Linked DNA regions of Homo sapiens: region 2 is linked to region 1. Evidence: read pairs that join two places in POLR2A ChIA-PET (ENCODE). Cell type or tissue: Panc1. All regions are shown on one strand. Each heading gives the region's core, and the rest is flanking DNA. Links, peaks and the distances in the headings are about the cores only.

What was found. ChIA-PET counts read pairs that join two places held together with the same protein. Peaks named below come from ENCODE experiments on the same cell type or tissue, not always from the same donor. Only the 100,000 strongest peaks of a DNase experiment are listed, where the experiment ranks them.
Region 2: POLR2A ChIA-PET joins it to region 1 with 6 read pairs; 3 of 35 experiments call an interaction of 5 or more read pairs at or near these places.

Annotation. Positions count from the first base shown.
Region 1 is chr11:107,840,921-107,848,583 of GRCh38, forward strand. All of the region lies in intron 1 of SLC35F2 (solute carrier family 35 member F2), which reads right to left. Among named protein-coding and RNA genes, the nearest start is that of SLC35F2, 14 kb to the right of the region's middle. RefSeq lists an enhancer at 1-460 and a silencer at 1,007-1,066. In Panc1, for the core only: no CTCF peak of the experiment used is centred there; no DNase peak of the experiment used is centred there; H3K27ac peaks cover 1,699 bases.
Region 2 is chr11:108,090,325-108,097,987 of GRCh38, forward strand. CUL5 (cullin 5) reads left to right here. Exons shown (of 19, transcript NM_003478.6): 14 at 4,067-4,190; 15 at 4,488-4,663; 16 at 5,206-5,367; 17 at 7,312-7,430. Among named protein-coding and RNA genes, the nearest start is that of ACAT1, 27 kb to the right of the region's middle. In Panc1, for the core only: no CTCF peak of the experiment used is centred there; a DNase peak (open chromatin) is centred at 3,467; H3K4me3 peaks cover 289 bases; H3K27ac peaks cover 713 bases.

The DNA.
Region 1 (7,663 bases), core at 3,021-5,520:
GGGAAGCGGAGGCGGCGAGGAGATTTCCTATGAGTCATGTCATCCCTTCTAGTCTTTCAACACCCTACAGGCCCCAAACCAGAAAAACTGTCATACGCCTCCCTTAAACTAGCTTCAACTTCTCCTAATTTAATCCAGACAACTCTGAATAGGCTCAAAAACTTTTCAACTTCCACTACCACACAAGAACGAGGATTATCGGGGAACCTGATGCAAGCCCAAAATTTTGTCAGTCTCAGGTGGGATCTTTAAATCCGTTAAGTTGCAATGTGTATAGAGCAATCTGTTTAACAGGAAAATAATATGGAAAAGGTGGGTATTTCACAGAACAGCAGCACTTCACAGAAGTACACTAAGGCCGGCCGGGTGTGGCAGCTCATGCCTGTAATCCCAGCACTTTGGGAGGCCAAGGCAGGTGGATCACCTGAGGTCAGGGGTTCAAGACCAGCCTGACCAACATGGTGAAACCCTGTCTCTACTAAAAATACAAAAATTAGCCAAGTGTGGTGGTGCAGACCTGTAATCCCAACTCCTCAGGAGGCTGAGGCAGGATAATTGCTTGAATCCAGGAGGCGGAGGCCACAGTGAGCGGAGACTGTGCCACTGCACTCCAGCCTAGACGAAAGAGACTCCAACTCAAAAAAAAAAAAAAAAAAAAGTACACTAAAGCCAATAAACATAGACAGAGACCCAACTTCATTAGGGATCAGGCATATGTAAATTAAGATGTTATTTTACATTCATTTGACCATCAAAAATTTTAAAGCCTGGCCGGGCGCAGTGGCTCACACTTGTAATCCCAGCATTTTGGAAGGATGAGGCAGGTGGATCAGTTGAGGCCAGAAGTTCAAAACCAGCCTAGCCAACATGGCAAAACCCTGTCTCTACTAAAAATACAAAAATTAAGGCCGAGGCGAGCGGATCATGAGGTCAGGAGTTCGAAACCAGTCTGGCCAACATAGTGAAACCCCGTTTCTACTAAAAATACACAAAAGATTAGCCGGGCGTGGTGGTGTGCACCTGTAATCCCAGCTACTCGGGAGGCTGAGGCAGGAGAATTGCGTGAACCCAGGAGGTGGAGGTTGCAGTGAGCTGAGATCGTGCCACTGCACTCCAGCCTAGGTGAAAGAACAAGACTTCGTCTCAAAAAAAAAGAAAAATAAAGAAAAATAAAAAATAAAAATAAAAATACAAAAATTAGCTGGGCGTGGTGGTGTGCCTATAACCCCAGCTACTCAGGAGGCTGAGGCACAAGAATCACTTGAAACTGGGAGGCAGTGAGGCAAGATTGCGCCACTACACTCCAGCCTGGGCGACAGAGTGAGACTCCGTCTCACAAAAAAAAAAAAAAAAAAAAAAAAAAAATTAAAGCTTGACTGGAAGTTGTTTTACAGGATTTCTCATATACAGCTGGTGGAAGTGGAAAAAAAATTTTTAATTTTTTTATTTTTTGAGCCAGAGTCTCACTCTGTTGCCAGGCTGAAGTGCAGTAGCATGATGTCAACTCACTGCAACCTCCGCCTCCTGGGTTCAAGCAGTTCTCATGCCTCAGCCTCCCAAGTAGCTGGGATTACAGGAAATGTGCCACCATACCCCTCTAATTAAAAATAAAATTTTTTAATACCGCCTCACTCTGTCACCCAGGCTGGAATGCAGTGGCGCAATCTCAGCTCACTGCAACCTCCACCTCTTGGGCTCAAGCGATCCTCCCACCTCAGCCTGCCCAGTAGCTGGGACTACAGGTGTGTACCGCCATACCTGGCTAATTTAGGAGTGGAAATTGGTACGACTGCTTTGGAAAACAGTTTGGCATTATTTTATGAAGTCTAACAATCACCTGCCCTATAAACCAGCAATTCTGCTTCTAGATATATGTATATGTGCATGTCTGTGAATGAAAGAAGCCCTTTACACATGATCAACAGGAGATCTGCATAAGACTGTTTCTAGAAGTCTGTATACAATAGCAAAAAACCCGGAAAAAACCCAAATGCCCATCAACAGCATGAATGAATAAAGTGTGGTATATTCACAGGAAAGAATATTACAAAGAGTCAAAGTGAGTGTTTGTATACAGCATCAGCACCTGCAACAATATGAATTAATTTTATCAACGTGATATAAGGGGATATAAGTCTCACCAGATTATAGAGCATGATATCCTTTTTATAAAGTCAAACATGATAATAAAAGCATACTTTTTAGAAATACAGAGGTACAAAGCAATATTAAAATGAGAGCAAAGGAAGAGTGAAAGGAAAATTCCAGATTGTGACTATCTTTGGTCTAGGTACATGTAAATTCTAGCTTTAGGACTGGTGATGCGTTTACGGGAACTTACTATATTAAAAAAGCAATTGAGGCTGGCCAGGCACAGTGGCTGATGCCTGTAATCCCAGCACTTTGGGAGGCCGAAGTGGGCAGATCACCTGAGGTCGGGAGTTCAAGACCAGACTGACCAACATGGAGAAACCCCATCTCTACTAAAACTACAAAATTAGCTGGGCTAATCCCAGCTACTCGGGAGGCGGAGGCAGGAGAATCGCTTGAACCCAAGAGGTGGAGATTACAGTGAGCCAAGATCGCACCATTGCACTCCAGCCTGGGCAACAAAAGCGAAACTTTGTCTCAAAAAAAAAAAAAAATTAATTGAGGCTGAGCAGAGTGGCTCACGCCTATAATCCCAGCACTTTGGGAGGCCAAGGTGGGAGGATCATTTGAGCCAGGTGTTCAAGATCAGCCTGGGCAAAATAGCAAGACCCCATTTCTACAAAAATTTTTTTAAAATTAGGTCTAGAGATGCACCCCTGTAGTCCTAGCTACTCTGGAGGCCAAGGCAGGAGGATCACTTGAGTTCAAGGCTGCAGTGAACTATGATCACACCATGGCACTCTAGCCTGGGTGACAAAGTGAGACTCTGTATCTTAAAAAAAAAAAAAAAAAAAAAAATATATATATATATATATATATATATATATATATATATATGTATATTAATTAAGCCATTCATGAGCCCACAATGAGAGTGTGTCATAGGCCAGTGATTATGATTAATCCATTTCCATGCAACTAGGGTCTAAAAAATAAATAATGCTCCCAGAAGATGCATTCTATTTATCTGACTTTATATACTCTTTGCCATCCCTAGAGATACAAATAATCCAGAACAGGCCTAGGGATAGACTGCCCAAGGTCTGTTTTTTGTTTGTTGCCCTATCGCAAAAGACAGAAAGGTACAGTGAGTAAGAGCACAGGCTCTGGGGGCCAGACTGCCTGAGGGGGAAGCCTGGTTGCATTCCTTACTACTGTGTGACTAACACTGTTAGGCAAAATTACCTCACCTCTCCGTGCTCCAACTTTCACATCTGTGAAATGGCACTAGCCATTATAGTATTATAATACCTGCCGCAGAAAGTTATTATAAGGGCCAGCCACGGTGGCTCCCGCCTATAATCCCAGCACTTTGGGAGGCCGAGGCAGACGGATCACCTAAGGTCAGGAGTTTGAGATCAGCCTGGCCAACATGGTGAAATCTCTCTACTAAAAATACAAAAATTAGCCGGGCCTGGTGGCATGCACCTGTAATCCCAGCTACTCAGGAGGCGGAAGCAGAATCGCTTGAACCCGGGAGGCGGAAGTTGCAGTGAACTGAGATCGCCCCACTGCACTCCAGCCTGGGTGACAGAGTCAGACTCCTTCTCCAATAAATAAATAAATAAATAAATAAATAAATAAATAAATAAATAAATAAAGTTATTGTAAGAATTACACAGGCCGGGCGCGGTGGCTCACGCCTGTAATCCCAGCACTTTGGGAGGCCAAAGCGGGCGGATCACAAGGTCAGGAGATCGAGACCATCCTGGCTAACATGGTGAAACCCCATCTCTACTAAAAATACAAAAAAAATTAGCCAGGCGTGGTGGCGGGCACCTGTAGTCCCAGCTACTCGGGAGGCTAAGGCAGGAGAATGGCGTGAACCCGGGAGGCAGAGCTTGCAGTGAGCCGAGATCACGTCACGGCACTCCAGCCTGGGCAACAGAGCGAGACTCCATCTCAAGAAAAAAAAAAAAAAAAAGAATTACATGAGTTAATTCACCCTGAGATCCCAGAATAGTGTGGTTGCTCAGTGCACAAAGTAAGCCTTACTCAACAAATGTTATTATTATTTTTATTTCTTGCTTCATATCACAGTGAAAAGCTTAGGAAATGCTCTTCCCCCAAGTATATCCTAAACACTTCTGGAGTAGGAATATCCCCACAATTCTCTGGGAAGATCTACTGCACCCATGCAGCACAACACCATCCTCCTTAGTAAGGCTGTGTTAGACTGAATAAACAGAATCTGTTTTTTCCTTAAGTACCCTTACATTTTTAAGAAATGACTAGAAGGTTCACACTTGTAATCCCAGCACTTTGGGAGGCCAAGGCGGGCAGATCATCTGAGCCCAGGAGTTCAAGACCAGCCCGGGCAACATGGCAAAACCCAGCTACTCGGGAGGCTGAGGCTGGAGGATTGCTTGAGCCTAGGAAGTCGAAGCTGCAGGGAGCCATGTTTGTGCCACTGCACTCCAGCCTGGGTGACAAAGTGAGACCCCATCTCCAAAAAACAAGAAAGGAAAAAGAAATGACTAGAAAGAAGTTTTGGATTTACCTGTGGTTTTTCATGGAATCTCTCTGTGTATCATTAACATAAATAACCAAGTTTTTGTGACACATCACTTGTTGGATGGCTTTCAATAACATAGGCTCTGGCTGGGCACGGTGGCTCATGCCTGTAATCCCAGCACTTTGGGAGGCTAAGACAGGCGGATCACTTCAGGTCAGGAGTTCAAGACCAGCCTGGCCAACATGGTAAAACCCCATCTCTACTAAAAATACAAAAATTAGCTGGGCGTGGTGGTGTGCACCTGTAATCCACGCTACTCAGGAGGCTGAGCCAGGAGAATTGCTTGAACCCAGGAGGCAGAGGTTGCAGTGTGCCAAGATCGCGCCGTTGCACTCCAGCCTGGGCGACAGACTGAGATTCTGTCATAAATAAATAAATAAATAAATAAATAAATAAATAAATAACATAGGCTCCTGTCATTATCCAAAATAAACAGCTCAAAATCTCTGGATTCAAAGCTTTTATAATTTATAAAAATGAAAACCATTCAAATCTTTATTTGGGGTCTATTTATACTTTGACTACAAGCAATTCTAAGAAACTGAGTTATCTGGTTTCTACGGTGTTAATACAGTAGAAATCATAATTTAGAAAGAACACAGGGTTCCAGAGATATGATTGGTAACAGAAAAAAAAAAATCACATGTGACAACCTGGGAGAAAAAAGGCTGAAAAAAATCAGACAAATAATCCATATCAACGCCCATGAACGTATTGTTGCCTCTCAGCAGAAAAAAGTGAATGATGATGATCCTGAATCATGAAGAAAACATGATACCACGATAAAGGTACTGTTTATCAAAAGAGTAGTCTCATATATTTGTCTTAAATATGCCATGAAAATTTTTAAGTAATTTTTTTTTTCTTGGCAAAATCTCCAGGATTAGTTGCAAATGGACCCAATAAGTAACTAAATGGCTTGGCCTACCCTAAGACAGTTGTTCAGTACAAACCAATTAATCCTCAAAGAATTGCTGCCAAAATTATAAATAAATGAATTAGCAGAAGTTAACAATCCATTACATAAATAGTGTCATTCAACTAGATTTAAAAGTGAATTTTAGGCTGGGAGCAGTGGCTCAAGCATGTAATCCCAGCACTTTGGGAGGCCAAGGTGGGTGGATCACTTGAGGTCAGGAGTTCAAGGCCAGCCTGGCCAACACGGTCAAACCCTCTCTCTACAAAAATACAAAACTTAGCTGGCATGGTGGCGGGCGCCTGTAATCCCAGCTACTCAGGAGGCTGAGGCAGGAGAATCGCTTGAACCCGGGAGGCGGAGGCTGCAGTGAGCCAAGATCATGCCACTGCACTCCAGCCTGAGTGTCAGAGCGAGACTCTGTCTCAAAAAAAAAAAAAAAGTGAATTTTAATGCTTAAAAGAATGAGTTTTAAATTATCTGGAAAATTAACCTGTGTGAAATGATTTGTTCTCTCTGATGATCTTCAGTAAATAATGGCATAGGTTTTCATAGCTTTTCTTTTACAGATAGGGACTTACCCTGTCGCCCAGGCTAGAGTGCAGTGGAGTGCCTTTGAAATACTGGACTCACAATCTCAAGTGATCCTCCTGCTTCAGCCTTCCAAGTAGCTAGGATTATAGGCCTACACCACTGCACATGGCTAATATTCTATTTTTTATTTTTTTGTAGAGACAGGAGTCTCGCTTTGTTGCCCAGGCTGGTCTTGAACTCCTGAGCTCCAGAAAGTTTCCTGTCTTGGTGTTCCAAAGTGCTGGGATCACACCCATGAGCAACCTCACGCAGTCTACTACAGCTTTTTCATAAAGGTACCAAAACTTGCCTACACAAGCAATTTCCTGGGGAGGCAATTCACTTCTTCCACAAATGTGGCTACCTTCAGAAATAATCTCTGAAAGCTATTCAGAAATAGCCTAATTTTTATTTCAGTCTTAACTCATACATATCATGGGAGGAATTGCTACCATTTCAGATCTGTGCCAGGCATAAAGTACTGCAGGAACTTCAAAGATGAATTATCATCTCTGTCCTTAAAAAGGCACTCTCCCAGGCAAGTGATAATTATACTTAACATTACAATATGAGAAGTGCAATGATGAGGTAGGAACAGGTACACAGAGGGGCACCCAACTGAAAATGTGTGTCAGGAGGGACAGAGGAAACAGGGAAGAAGATTTCCTAAGTTGGTGCTAACAGTGAAAGCAATCCCAGGAGGGAACTACAGGTGCAAAGGCGCAGGTATGGTGTGCACAAGGGAATCACCAGCAGATCAGTGTCTCTGAACCAAGTGCCAAGTGAGAGAGGGACATTCTGGGAGGTGAGCCTGGAGAGGGAAGTGGGCCAGTGATGGAAAGCCTCCTACCTCATGTCGAGAAGACTGAACTCTCACAAAATGACAAGTGCCAAATGATTCCATTTATATGAAGTATCTAGAGAAGTCAAATTCATAGAGACAGAAAGTAGAACTGTAGTGGCCAGGGGCTGGGGAGGGGGAGTGCAGAGTTATTATTTGAAATGTGCAGAGTTTGGGATAATAAACAAGTTCTGGAAACAGATATGGTGATGATTGCACAGTATTACAAATGTACTTAATCCCCCTGAATGATACACATAAAAATGGCTAAAATGGTACATTTTATGTTATGCATATTTTACCACAATAAAAAAGAAAACTTAAAAAAAGTATTATGTTCAGGTAAAGAGGAAGAAGAAAAAGGAGAGAAGGGTGAGGAGAGGAGGAGGGGCAGCAGTTTGAGCTCTAACCAATAAACAGTGGCTTTCAGATTTGTTTTAGCTGCAGAGCCCTTTCTTCACACAGCATTGGTATAGACTTAATATTTGTCTCCTCAAAATTCATATGTTGAAATTTAATCCCTAATGTGATACTATTTGGAGGTGGGGCCTCTGGGAGATGATAAGGTCATGAAGGTGGAGTCTACATAAATGGGATTAGTGTCCTTACAAAAGGGACTCCAGGGAGCTCCCAAATCCTTTTTACCATGTGAGGACACAGAAAGAAA
Region 2 (7,663 bases), core at 2,457-4,956, 250 kb after region 1:
AAAAATACAAAAAAATTAACGAGGCGTGGTGGTGGGGGGCCTGTAGTCCCAGCTACTTGGGAGGCTGAGGCAGGAGAATGGCATGAACCCTGGGGGGCGGAGCTTGCAGTGAGCTGAAATCGAGCCACTGAACTCCAGCCTGGGTGACAGAGCAAGACTCCATCTCAAGAAAAATAAAATAAATAAATAGACTGCAGGACAAATTATTATATCTTTAAGGTATTTTCAGTACTAAATGCTTAACTTTAGAGATGTTTATAAATGATAACAATAAATACTTCTGTATAGCAAAAAGAACCTTTAAATGATGGCCTATTTAGGGTAATCAATGCTGATTATAACTAAATTCCCATATAAAGTATTTTGAGTTCTTTTTTTGTTTTAATTATTAAAGTAAATATCTTTAATTTCTGTGTATGTATATAACTCTCTCCACATATATATGGAGAGAGAGAGAGTGCGAGCAAGCACACACGAGAGAGACCTACAGATATTTTAACTTATAGCTAGCCCTTCGCATGGAACTTTAGGATAGTAAAAATTACTGTGCTAACTGAAACTGCTTAGTAGGAAAAAGAATGATTATTCTGTGACTTTTTAAAACTATTGTCAAAAGACTCAAAACTCTTACTGTCACTTATAAGTATATAGGAAAAAGGGGAAAATAGCAAAACTAATACATATTTACTACGAGAAACCTTTAGAATTAAATTTTCTTTCTTTCTTTCTTTTTTTCTTTTTTTTGGAGATGTAGTCTTGCTGTGTTACCCAGGCTGGATTGCAGTGGTGCAATCTTGACTCACTGAAACCTCTGTCTCCCAGATTCAAGCAATTCTCCTGTCTCAGCCTCCTAAGTAGCTGGGACTACAGGTTTGTGCCATGACGCCTGGCTAATTTTTGTATTTTTAGTAGAGACACGGTTTTGCATGTTGGCCAGGCTGGTCTTGAAATCCTGGTCTTAAGTGATCCGCCTGCCTCGGCCTCCCAAAGTACTGAGATTACAGGCGTGAGCCACCACACCCGGCCTATGTTATTTCTTTGTTAAAAAAAAAATATCAAGACCCAACAGTAAAATGACAAACAAGGCTAGGCATGGTGGCTCACACCTGTAATCCCAGCACTTTGGGAGGCTGAGGAGGGCAGATGGCTTGTGCTCAGAGTTTGAGATGAGCCTGGGCAACGTGGTGAAACCCCATCTCTACAAAAATTTAAAAAATTAGCTGGGTGTGATGGCATGCACCTTAGTCCCAGCTGCTTGGGAGGCTGAGGTGGGAGGATCGCCTGAGCCTGTGAGGTGGAGGTTGCATTGAACAGAGATCTTACCACTGTACTCCTGCCTGAGCAACAGAGTCAGATCCTGTCTCTCTCACTCACACACACACACACACACACACACACACACACACACGACAAATAATTAAAAGCAGGCAAAGGATTCGAATTGACATCTCTTCACAGAAGATAGACAGATGGCCAATAAGTGCATGCAAAGATACTCAACATCATTAGTCATTAGTGAAATGCAAGTGAAATGCTCAACATGTTGGCTCCTGCTTATCCCAAATATTTTGAAAGGCTGAGGTGGGAGGATTGCATGAAGCCAGGAGTTAGAAACTACCCTGGGCAAAATAACAATACTCCATGTCTACAAAAAATACAGAAATCAGCTAGGCATGGTGATGTGTGCCTGTGGTTCTAGCTACTCAGGAGGCTGAGATGGGATGATTGCTTGAGCCCAGAAGTTCAAAGTTGTAATGAGCTGAGATTGTGCCACTGCACTGCAGCCTGGGCAACAGAGTGAGACCCTTTCTCAAAAACAAAAAAAACACAAAGAGATACTACTTTATTCCCACTAGGGTAGCTAAAATAAAGACAGATGATAACAAATGCTAGTAAGGAAGAGGAGAAATTGGAACCTTCGTAAGTTGCTAGTGGAGACATAAGATGGTGCAGACACTTTGGAAAACTGTTGGGCAGTTCCTTAAAATGTTGAACGTAGAGCTGACCCAGCAATTTCACTCTTAGGTAATTCATTTGAAGAGAAATGAAAACATGTTTCATGTAAAAACTTGTAAACAAATGTTCATGGCAAGATTACTAATAATAGTCAAAAAGTGGAAACAACCCAAAATGTCAGTGAGCTAATGAATAAAATGTGATTTATCCATACAATGGAATATTTTTTGTGATAAAAAGGAATAAACTAATAATACATGCTGCAATATTAGGTGAACTTTGAAAACATAATGCTGAGTGAAAGAAGCCAATCCCAAAGACCATATCGTATGATTCCACTAATGTGAAGTGTCCAGAATAGGCAAATCCACAAATTCCAGGAGTTGGGGCCAGGAGGGGAAATGACGAGTGACTGTAAATAGTATGGGGTTTCTTTTTGGGGTGATGAAAATGTTCTAAAATTAGATAGTGGTGATGGTTGCACAGTTCTGTAGATATACTAAACTTCATTACACTGTATATTTTATTTTTATTTTTATTTTTTATATTTTTTTGAGACAGAGTCTCACTTTGTTGCCCAGGCTGGAGTGCAGTGGTGCGATCTTGGCTCACTGCAACTTCTGCCACCCAGGTTCAAGCGATTTTCCTGCCTCAGCCTCCTGAGTAGCTGGGATTACAGGCGCATGCCACCATGCCCAGCTAATTTTTGTATTTTTAGCAGAGATGGGTTTCACCATGTTAGCCAGGCTGGTCTTGAACTCCTGACCTCAGGTGATCCACCCGCCTCAGCCTCCCAAAGTGCTGGGATTACAGGCATGAGCCCAGCCAAATTGTATACTTTAAAATAGTAGATTTTATGGTAGATAAATTATCTGACACAGTAAAGCTGTTAATAAAGAGTAGTTTGAATAGCTTTTGCCTTCTTGTGTAACTTGACAGAGTAAGCATCTTTTCTTTGCCTTGGAGAGTTGTCACACCCCCTGTAATTTGGATGATCTTCTAGCATTTTATCTTTTGGGCTGTCAGTGTCATGAAATACTGAGAATTCCTTTATAGCATTTTTGCCAGGATCACTTCTTCTAGGGTATCTTATCTTTTTTGTCACTCACCACTTTTATCTTTTATGTTGGTAATTTGCTTTCACTAAGTTCCTCAACACTGGCATTGTCAGCCTTACTACCACAGTCAGCTTTCTTCTATAACTCCATTTATGTTCTATTTTATTTTCATTTCCAGCATTATCACTTTTCATTTCCTGTTTACTTTTATATCTTTGCCAATTATCTTGTTTGATTATTCTTTTTTGTAAGTAGTCATGTGGGTTTATTACTGGAAGACAAGGATGCAATGAAACTGCATACTTTGCTGTCTGCAGTTTAACTGAATAAACAAATGACTAATAGGTTGTGTTTACATTTTTTAAAAATTTATTTATTTAATTTTTTCAAGCAACAGGATCTTCTGTTGCCCAGGCTGGAGCGCAGTGACACAATCAGAGCTTAAACTCCTGGGCTCAAGCAATCCACCCACCTCAGCCTTCCGAGTAGCTGGGACTATCTCGGCAGTATGCCGCCATATCCTGCTAACTTTTAAAATTTTTTTGTAGTGATGGGGGTGTCACTGTGTTGCCCAGGCTGGTCTTAAAATCCTGGCTTCAAGTGATCCTCCTGCTTCAGCCTCCCAAAGTGCTAGGATTACACACCATGCCAACTAATAGATTTTGAAAGAAGTATTGTGGTTAGTCATTGTTACTTTTGTCATGATTTGTGGATCAAAGAGCTAGAAATAAAGTTTTTACTTCATGCAGTTAAATTTATTATATAGTGTCAACTGAAAGTTGAGCTTTGTTCTTGGGGAATTGGTATTATTTAACTGTACTGTGGTAACTGAAATTCATACATACTAAAAATGCGCAAAGCAGGGACCCCTTGTAATACCGTATTTTGTTTCTAAGTAGCAAATTTCATAGGTATTAGACAATAAAATTCTAATAAATGAGAAAAATTTTGTATTAAAACATTTAAGACTTAGTTTTTCTATTAAAATTTTTCCCAGTAATATATCAGATTATGTATTTATTACCTCTTCCTTCTTTGGTTTATATTTATAGGAAGTTGGTATGCCAGCGGATTATGTAAACAAGCTTGCTAGAATGTTTCAGGACATAAAAGTATCTGAAGATTTGAACCAAGCTTTTAAGGAAATGCACAAAAATAATAAATTGGCATTACCAGGTATTATTTTATAATTACATGTATATATTTTTTAAACTTAGAAGAATATCTTTGTTTTCCAGTAAATTAAAAATAAACCTCAGCAGTAATAGATCGAAAGATGTTATGAAGTCCATTTCCGTGGAGACAGCTATCAAAGCAGTGTGTTAGATTTACAGATCTTTATTTCAAAACAAAAGGACACTTTTAACAAAATCTTTATAGTCTTATTGATTTTTCACCCAAAGTTACCCTGTATTTATTTTGAATTTTATCCATTGTTAATTTACTTTATATTCCTGATATTCTTCTCTATAGCTGATTCAGTTAATATAAAAATTCTGAATGCTGGCGCCTGGTCAAGAAGTTCTGAGAAAGTCTTTGTCTCACTTCCTACTGAACTGGAGGACTTGATACCGGAAGTAGAAGAATTCTACAAAAAAAATCATAGTGGTAGAAAATTACATTGGCATCATCTCATGTCAAATGGAATTGTAAGTAGATAGTGTGTTAGTTATTTCAGCTTTCAGTTTGGATGAAAGTAGCAGGACTCCGCAGAATTGCTTAAACAAAATAGATTTTTGCCTCTCTCACATGTAAAAGTTTGAGCAGAAATAGTGAATTTTTTTCATGAAGTTGATAGGGACATAGGCTTCTGGTTATACCATCATACTTAAGATACTGCCGTTGTCTACAGAATTCAACATGATCCCAACTATCTCAGTATTCCTGGCAACAGAAAGCAAAAGGTGAGGGTAGCTTACACCTTTCATTAGGGACAACTTCTAGAAGTTTCCTCTGTCATTTTCCATTTGCATCCGCCAGTACTCAGTCACTTGGCCACATTTTGTTACATGGAAAGCTGGGAGATGAGCGTGTATTCTGGGCAGTCATTAACGTCTTCTAAAATGTTTATTACTGTGAAAGAGTGGATACTGGAAGACAGCAACCTTTTTCATATATAAATTCATGTCATAGATATTAAGAGAGAATCATCATGAGATTCTTTATTAAAAATCTGTTTTATCTATTATAGATAACATTTAAGAATGAAGTTGGTCAATATGATTTGGAGGTAACCACGTTTCAGCTCGCTGTATTGTTTGCATGGAACCAAAGACCCAGAGAGAAAATCAGCTTTGAAAATCTTAAGCTTGCAACTGAACTCCCTGATGCTGAACTTAGGAGGACTTTATGGGTTGGTTTATGTTTTTTTGTTTTTAAGACTGTATCCTCTCATGTAGCAGGAAATATATGATTGGCTTGTAATATATTAGTAAATTCATAACAGTTTCAGAATGTCTTATCAAGAAAAATAGAGGCCGGGCACAGTGGATCACGCCTGTAATCCCAGCACTTTGGAAGGCCGAGGTGGGCAGATCACTTGAGGTCAGGAGTTCGAGACCAGCCTAGCCAACATAGTGAAACCCCATCTCTACTAAAAATACAAAAATTAGCTGGGCGTGGTGGTGGGCGCCTGTAATCCCAGCTACTTGGGAGGCTGAGGCAGGAGAATCGCTTGAATTCAGGAGGTAGAGGTTGCAGTGAGCCAAGATTGCGCCACTACACTCCAGCCCAGGCAACAGAGTGAGAACTCCGTCTGAAAAAAAAAAAAAATTATGCACACACACACACACACGAGATATTTATGGAAAAAATAAATTGCAAATAGGCAAGTTACCAAGGCAGAGAAAAGTGCTTCAAAAAAAAGGAGAGGCTGGGGCAGTGGCTCATGGCTGTAATCCCAGCACTTTGGGAGGCCAAGGTGGGAGAAGAGGATTGCTTGAACTCAGGAGTTTGAGACTAGCTAGGCAACATAGTGCAATCCCATCTCTAAAAAAAAAAAAAAAAAACAAATTAGCCAGCTTGGTGGCTGTATCCCCAGCTACTTGGAAGGCTGAGGTGGGAAGATTGCTTGAGCCCAGGAGGATGCAGTGAGCCACAATCACACCACTGCACTCCAGCCTGGGCAACATAGTGAGACCCATCTCAAAAATTTTTTTTTTTAAAAAAGAGAAAGATTGAGTTGGTATTTAAGTGTTACCTGTGAGGAATGTGACCAGCTATGTACTTTTTTTTTTTTTTTTTTTTTTTTTTTGAGACACTCTTGTCGCTCAGGCTGGAGTGCAATGGCGCAATCTCAGCTCACTGCAACCTCCGCCTCCAGGGTTTAAGCGATTCTCCTACCTCAGCCTCCCAAGTAGCTGGAATTACAGGCATGTGCCACCACACTCAGCTAATTTTATATTTTTAGTGGAGACGGGGTTTCACCATGTTGGTCAGGCTAGTCTCAAACTCCTGACCTCAGGTAATTTGCCCGCCTCGGCCTCCCAAAATGCTGGGATTACAGGCCTGAGCTACTGTGCCTCAGATACATACTTAATTTTTATACTGAGAATGTGTTCAAAGATTTTATGATAATCAAAAATCTAAAAACTTTGGTCTGTTTGAGGACTTGTAGATTGTACTCATTAGCCCCCTGCTCACAACTACATTTTATTACTACTCCATAGACCTCTTAAAAGTTCCAGGTTTTTTTGTTGAGACAGAGTCTTGCTCTGTCCTCCAGGTTGGAGTTCAGTGGCACAATCTCAGCTCACTGCAACCTCCATCTCCCAGGTTCAAGCGATCCTCCCACCTGAGCCCCCCAAGTAGCTGGGACTACAGGTGCATGCCCCACGCTGGCTAATTTTTGTATTTTCAGTAGAGACGGGGTTTTGCCGTGTTGCCCAGGCTGGTTTCAGACTCCTGAGCTCAAGTAATCTGCCTGCCTCAGCTTCCCAAAGTGCTGGAATTACAGGCGTGAGCCACTGCACTTGGCCTGAAGTTCCAAAATTAATTATTACCTATGGAGGAAATAGCTGGTATATAACTGGCAGATGGTGTTTACTATGGTCCTGTGTGACCAATCCCAGTTTCTTGTCTTACTGTAAAGAGAGCATTTATTGCTTTCTCATAACCAACTCTTTTCACCTCTTCTCTTTCCTCATTATGCATTCAAATGTTATATTCATGGAAGTACCACACATTTTAAGTTTGTGTTTGTAATCTTTTTCTTGCCTATGTTGATTATGTGGGAGAATTGATCTTAGTATTCCATACTGTTTATAGATGCTAATTGTTTTCTCCTTATTCTTCATAGTCTTTAGTAGCTTTCCCAAAACTCAAACGGCAAGTTTTGTTGTATGAACCTCAAGTCAACTCACCCAAAGACTTTACAGAAGGTACCCTCTTCTCAGTGAACCAGGAGTTCAGTTTAATGTAAGCTCGTTAGTTGATCTAAAATAAAAACACCTTGTTTGAATTTTAGCACTTTGTTTTTTGCAAAATAATTGTTTTCCTTACATTATATTTAAAACATTATATACTGTCATCACTCTAAACTTACATCATTTAGTTGTTTATGGAAAATATTAATCAGATGTTTACTTTTCTATATTTTTCATTGATACATTTTTGGTCTCTGACATTATACTGTATTGCATTTCATCTTT